Linked DNA regions of Homo sapiens: region 2 is linked to region 1. A link is an interaction called in ENCODE POLR2A ChIA-PET data of the cell type or tissue named here. Cell type or tissue: OCI-LY7. All regions are shown on one strand. Links, peaks and the distances in the headings refer to the core of each region. The heading gives the core; the rest is flanking DNA.

The links. Peaks named below come from ENCODE experiments on the same cell type or tissue, not always from the same donor. Only the 100,000 strongest peaks of a DNase experiment are listed, where the experiment ranks them.
Region 2: POLR2A ChIA-PET joins it to region 1 with 18 read pairs; 5 of 35 experiments call an interaction of 5 or more read pairs at or near these places.

The regions. Positions count from the first base shown.
Region 1 is chr1:44,812,374-44,815,272 of GRCh38, forward strand. BTBD19 (BTB domain containing 19) reads left to right here. Exons shown (of 8, transcript NM_001136537.3): 5 at 623-691; 6 at 765-896; 7 at 1,001-1,126; 8 at 1,265-2,899. The coding sequence ends at 1,399. Among named protein-coding and RNA genes, the nearest start is that of BTBD19, 5.3 kb to the left of the region's middle. RefSeq lists a silencer at 1,546-1,615. In OCI-LY7, for the core only: no CTCF peak of the experiment used is centred there; a DNase peak (open chromatin) is centred at 1,498; H3K4me3 peaks cover 978 bases; H3K27ac peaks cover 455 bases.
Region 2 is chr1:44,881,417-44,884,315 of GRCh38, forward strand. EIF2B3 (eukaryotic translation initiation factor 2B subunit gamma) reads right to left here. Exons shown (of 12, transcript NM_020365.5): 7 at 196-323. Among named protein-coding and RNA genes, the nearest start is that of PTCH2, 40 kb to the left of the region's middle. In OCI-LY7, for the core only: no CTCF peak of the experiment used is centred there; no DNase peak of the experiment used is centred there.

The DNA of each region.
Region 1 (2,899 bases), core at 352-2,851:
CTTGACTTGGGGTAGGGAAAGGGTGGCTGTAGACTTTAGAAGTCAAGCTGGGTCAGGCACAACGGCTCACACCTGTAATTTCAGCACTTTTGGAGGCCGAGGCGGGCGGATCAAGAGGTCAGGAGATCGAGACCATCCTGGCTAACACGGTGAAACCCTGTCTCTATTAAAAATACAGAAAATTAGCCTGGTGTGGTGGCATGCTCCCAGCTACTCTGGAGGCTGAGGCAGGAGAATCGCTTGAACCCGGGAGGCAGAGGTTGCAGTGAGCCGAGATTGCGCCACTGCACACTCCAGCCTGGGCAACAGAGTGAGACTCTGCCTCAAAAAAAATCAAGCCTAGGTCCCAGGTGGGGTTTGAAGGCCATGGCGTGGTCTCCTGTAGGGAAGAGCAGGTTGTAGAGTGAGTCCACGTGTGTGTGTGTGTGTGTGTGTGTGTGTGTGTGTGTGTGTGTGTGTGTGTGTAGCAGGCTTTCATTGGGTCTAGTTTCCTGGAGGGCTGAGGGCCCTGTCAGCCTCCCCAGCTAGGGCTAGGGTCAGGCTTGCAGTGGTGGGTCCCAGTGAGCAGGCTGGGCTACGGCCTCTCCAGTCTCCAACCTGATCTCCCTCATTCTGCTCGCAGGTGGCCGTAACCTTTGGCCTGGGGCAGCTGCAGGAGCGCTGCGTGGCTTTCATAGAGGCCCACAGCCAGGTACTGCTCCCTTCATACTCCTCACCCTACGCACCGCATTCTGCTCCTCCCTGACCCATTTGCCGGCTCGCAGGAGGCCCTCCGGACCCGAGGCTTCCTGGAGCTGTCGGCGGCCGCGCTGCTGCCCCTGCTCCGCAGCGACAAGCTCTGCGTGGACGAGGCTGAACTGGTCCGCGCGGCCCGAAGCTGGGCGCGCGTGGGCGCGGTGAGTGGGGCTGGGGGAGCGCAAGGGCACGGAAGGAGGTGCTGGCCACGAGACTGGTGAGCGGGCGGCAGGACAGGTGCCCGACTCAGGGCTGGCGTTTGCAGGCGGTGCTGGAGCGGCCGGTGGCTGAGGTGGCGGCCCCGGTGGTGAAAGAGCTGAGACTAGCCTTGCTGGCCCCGGCGGAGCTGAGCGCCCTGGAAGAGCAGAACCGGCAGGAACCACTCATCCCGGTGGGGACGCGGGGAACCGGCCCAGCTCCACTCAGCAGGGGGTACAGGGCGCTGGGAGGGGGCAGGAGCAGCCCGGCCCACGGTCCTCGGGGCGAGGGGCCACCGCGGGACTGCGCACTAACTGGCCTTGCTCTGCAGGTGGAGCAGATTGTGGAGGCGTGGAAATGCCATGCCCTGCGGAGAGGGGATGAGGCCCGGGGCGCCCCGTGTCGCCGCCGGAGAGGCACCCTGCCCCGGGAGCATCACCGCTTTCTGGACCTGTCCTTCAAATGATCCAACGCCGGGACTCGCAGGGAGCCCTCGACCCGCCCAGCTGAGCCTGCCCCAAACTACAGCTCCCGAAGTGCTCGGCGTTCGGAGCGGGCTTCCGTTCCCAGCGTGCCCAGTGAGCCGGGCGCCGGAAGAACCGTTGTCTGCCACGCGCAGCCCCTTGTGCGGGATCAAGCCCGTGTGGGCGAGGTGGGGTCGGGCCGGGCAGGGCTTGGGCTGGGCCTCCCTGAGGGGGTGAAACTCGAAAACGAGGATTTCCTTCGTTCCACACCCTGACTCTACGCCCTGCCCCTGGGCATTGTCGTCTACTAGTCTATTCTGATGACTCCCACATATCTATCTGTTCAGCTCAGCTCCCTCTTTCTTTTCTTTTTCTTTCTCTTTCTTTCTTTCTTTCTTTCTTTCTTTCTTTCTTTCTTTCTTTCTTTCTTTCTTTCTTTCTTTTTCTTTCTTTCTCTTTCCTTCCTTCCTTCCTTCCTTCCTTCTTTCTTTCTCTTTCTCTATCTCTTTCTTTCTTTCTTTCTTTCTCTCCTCTCTCTTTTTTTTGAGACGGAGTCTCGCACTCTCGCCCAGGCCGGAGGGCAGTGGTGCCATCTCGGCTCACTGCAAGCTCCGCCTCCCGGGTTCACGCCGTTCTCCTGCCTCAGCCTCCGGAGTAGCTGGTACTACAGGCGCCCATCACCACGCCCGGCTAATTTTTTTGAATTTTTAGTAGAGACGGAGTTTCACCGTATTAGCCAGGATGGTCTCGATCTCCTGACCTTGTGATCCGCCCGCCTCGGCCTTTTTTTTTTTTTTTTTGAGACAGAGTCTTGCTCTGTCGTCGAGGCTGGAGTGTAGTGGTGCGATTTCGGCTCACTTCAAACTCCGCCTCCCGGGTTCAAGCGATTCTCGTGCCTCAGCCTCCTGAGTAGCTGGGATTACAGACATGCACCACAACGCCCGGCTAATTGTTGTATTTTTAGTAGAGACGGGGGTTTCACCATGTTGGCCAGGTTGGTCTCGAACTCCTGACTTCATGTGATCCGCCAGCCTCGGCCTCCCAAAGTGCTGGGATTACAGGTGTGCGCCACCATGCCCGGCCTCAGCTCCTTCTTTCATTCCAGACCTGCCCCCCTGGAGATCGCTCCCTGAATGCCCCTCAGACACCACAGGCTCGGCGAGAAATTGATCTCCCCAGCTTTTCCCCAGCTCTGCCCCCATCGTGTTTCTCATTTCCGTGGACACCCACGCCAGAAACCTGGATCTCATCCTTGCCTTATCGCTCTTCACACCTGCCTTAGGTCTCTTTTTACCTTGTAAGAGACCTTAAGAGACCTTTCCAGTTGGTTCAGTTCTCTCAGCCCCAGGTTCAACCTGTCCTGTCTGACACGTCTCACAGCCTTCCTGCCTTCACTCCAGCGCCCCCTCAATCCATTTCCCACAGTGCAGCCAGACCTGTTTTTGATTGTCAGTCCTATGGGGCTTAAGTCCTGGAACATCCCATTGACCTCCAGGACAAAA
Region 2 (2,899 bases), core at 185-2,684, 69 kb after region 1:
GAGAGCACAGTGGCAGAATCTGCCTGAGCAAGCTTACCCAGAGCTCAGTGGGTTGGCAAGCCTGTCTTGCCTCGTAGGCTAGAAATAGTCTGCTGCCTTGAGTCAGGCATCTTGGGCTGGGCTAAGCTGCCCAACCACTCTTTCCAAAGGTGCTGCTACCCTTGCCCCTCTTACTGAACCAACCCAAGAACTGACCTAAGGACTTCAGCTCCTTTTTCTTTAGATCCTCCTCTTTTTCTTCTTGTCCCTGTTGTGAGGAAGCTGAGGAAAACTGTTTTCTCACTAAATATGGAATCAGTTCACTCCGGATAGAAGTTATTGACCTAGAAAGAAAGAATGGCCAAATATGAGAAACCTGACTGTCTGGAACATACCCGGATCAAAAGCTCTGTGCATACAAGGAAAAGCCAAATCCTTTCCTGTCATGGCACCTTGGGACTGTCAGAGATCAAATGTGGCATTGACTTGGCAGTTCGGAGAAGCAGAGTGCTTCCTGGTGGGTACTGAGACAGGATGTTGGGTCTAAGTGATCAGGAATCTGTACTAGGGGAAGAAGGGACCTGATCTTTAGTTCAGTGTGTGTTTTTTATTTATGTTTTTATTTATACTTAGCAATGGAAAGCAGAGAGATGAGAAACTAGCACATGTTTTTCAGTGTTCTCTCACACTGTGACCTTATTAGAATTTTATATTGCTAATTAATTTATGTAGCATTTACCAAGCATATGCGAGTTACTGTGCTAGGCCTTGGAAATACATCATTTCTGACTTCAAGGAATTCATAATCCAATGGACAGTAGCCTGTATGAGTTTAAGAGGAAAAGCAGAAGGTTAAGCTAATCAGGTAGGCAAGGGGGCCAGATCACGAAAGCTTTTTGTGGTGAAACCACCTTTGCAAAAATAACAGTGACAAAATTATGACAGTGAAAGAAATCTGACCTAATCAACTCCATCTTGCTGTTAACCTCCAAATTGCTCTTGCTCATTCCTGGACATAGGCTGAGCTAACTTTGGGAGAAAACTTTTTTTTTTTTTTTTCTGAGACAGGGTCTCACTCTGTCTGTTGCCCAGGCTGGAGTACAGTGGTGCGATCTCAGCTCACTGCAACCTTTGCCTCCCAGGTTCAAGTGATTCTCCCACCTCAGCCTCCTGAGTGGCTGGAAAGCTGGGATTACAGGTGTGAGAGCCACATGCCTGGCTAATTTTTTTTTTTTTTTTGAGACAGTCTTGCTCTATCGCCCAGGCTGGAGTGCAGTGGCATGATCTCAGCTCACTGCAACCTCTGCCTCCTGGGTTCAAGTGATTCTTGTGCTCCAGCCTCCCAAGTAGCTGGGACTACAGGCACATGCCACAATGCCTGGCTGTTTTTGTATTTTTTGGTAGGGATGGGGTTTTGCCATGTTGGCCAAGCTGGTCTCAAACTCCTGGCCTCAAGTGATCCGCCTGCTGCAGCCTCTTAAAGTGCTGGGATTACAGGCATGAGCCACTGTGCCTGACTTTTTTTTCTTTTTCTTTTTTTTTTTTTTTTTTTGAGATGGAGTCTCGCTCTGTGGCCCAGGCTGGAGTGTAGCGGTGCGATCTTGGCTTATCGCAACCTCCACCTCCCAGTTCAAGTGATTCTCCTGCCTCAGCCACCCAAGTAGCTGGGATTACAGGCGCCGGCCACCATGCCTGGCTAATTTTTGTATTTTGAGTAGAGATGGTGTCTCGTCATGTTGACCATCCTGAGGTCAGGAGTCTTGAACTCCTGACCTCAGGTGATCCGCTTGCTCCGGCCTCTCAACATGCTAGGATTACAGGTGTGAGCCACCATGCCTAGCCAGAAATTTATTACAGTTTATAGTTTAAATGATAATAGCCCTTCTCAAAATGAAACTGCCTTTATAAAACTAATAAAAGCGTACAAATTTAGGATTACAAGAGGGGCCTGAATTCTCATGATTACCAATCATTTTTCCAAAGGTCACAAGATTTGCAACTTCCCCAGTTACTCCTGTAAGTAACATCACTATTGTTGAACCTAAGATTGGCTTTTTAAGATGTCTTTTCTGACTTTTGCATTTCTGATGACTGGATGACTCCACTGGGACCAGTGACCCCTCTGTGGCCCCCATCCAAAACTGGGCTCAGCAGAGGACTGGTTTCCACACCCCTATGATTGCATCCCCAACCAATCAGCAGCACTCATTCCCTAGACCCCTGCCCACCAAACCATCCTTGAAAAACCCTAGCCTCAGAATTCTGGGGGAGGCTGATTTGAGTAATAATAAAATTCTGGTTTCCCGTTTAGCTGCCTCTATGTGTATTAAACTCTTTATTGCAATTCTCCCATCTTGATAAATCGTCTCTATCTCGGCAGCAGGTAAGATGAACCCACTGAGGAGTTACAGTAGCAGTCTAGAAAGTCTGGACTGAGAAGCCAGTGGTAATTTTTCCTTGTTAGACGGGGTCTTGCTCTGCTGCCCAGGCTGGAGTGCAGTGGTGCAATCACAACTCACTGCAGTCTTGACTACCTGGGCTCAAGTGATCCTCCTGCCTTGGCCTCCCAAGTAGCTGGGACCACAGGCATGTGCCACCATGCCCAGCTAATTTTTTTATTATTTGTAGAGGCAAAGTCTCACTATGTTGCCCAGGCTGGTCTTGAACTCCTGGACTCAAGCAGTCCTCCCACCTCAGCCTCCCAAAGTGCCGGGATTACAGGTGTGAGCCACCGCACCTGGCTGCCAGTGGTAGTTTTTAAGCAAGAAAGTGACATGAACAGTTTTATCTCTTATTAAGGTAATTCTGGTAGCAATGTGGAAGAAAGCCTGGAATAAGGAAACTGAAGAAAGGGAGACCAGTTACAATATTCTGAGAGATGAGATAATGAGGCCTGAGAGAGGGGTGAAAGTATGGGCAG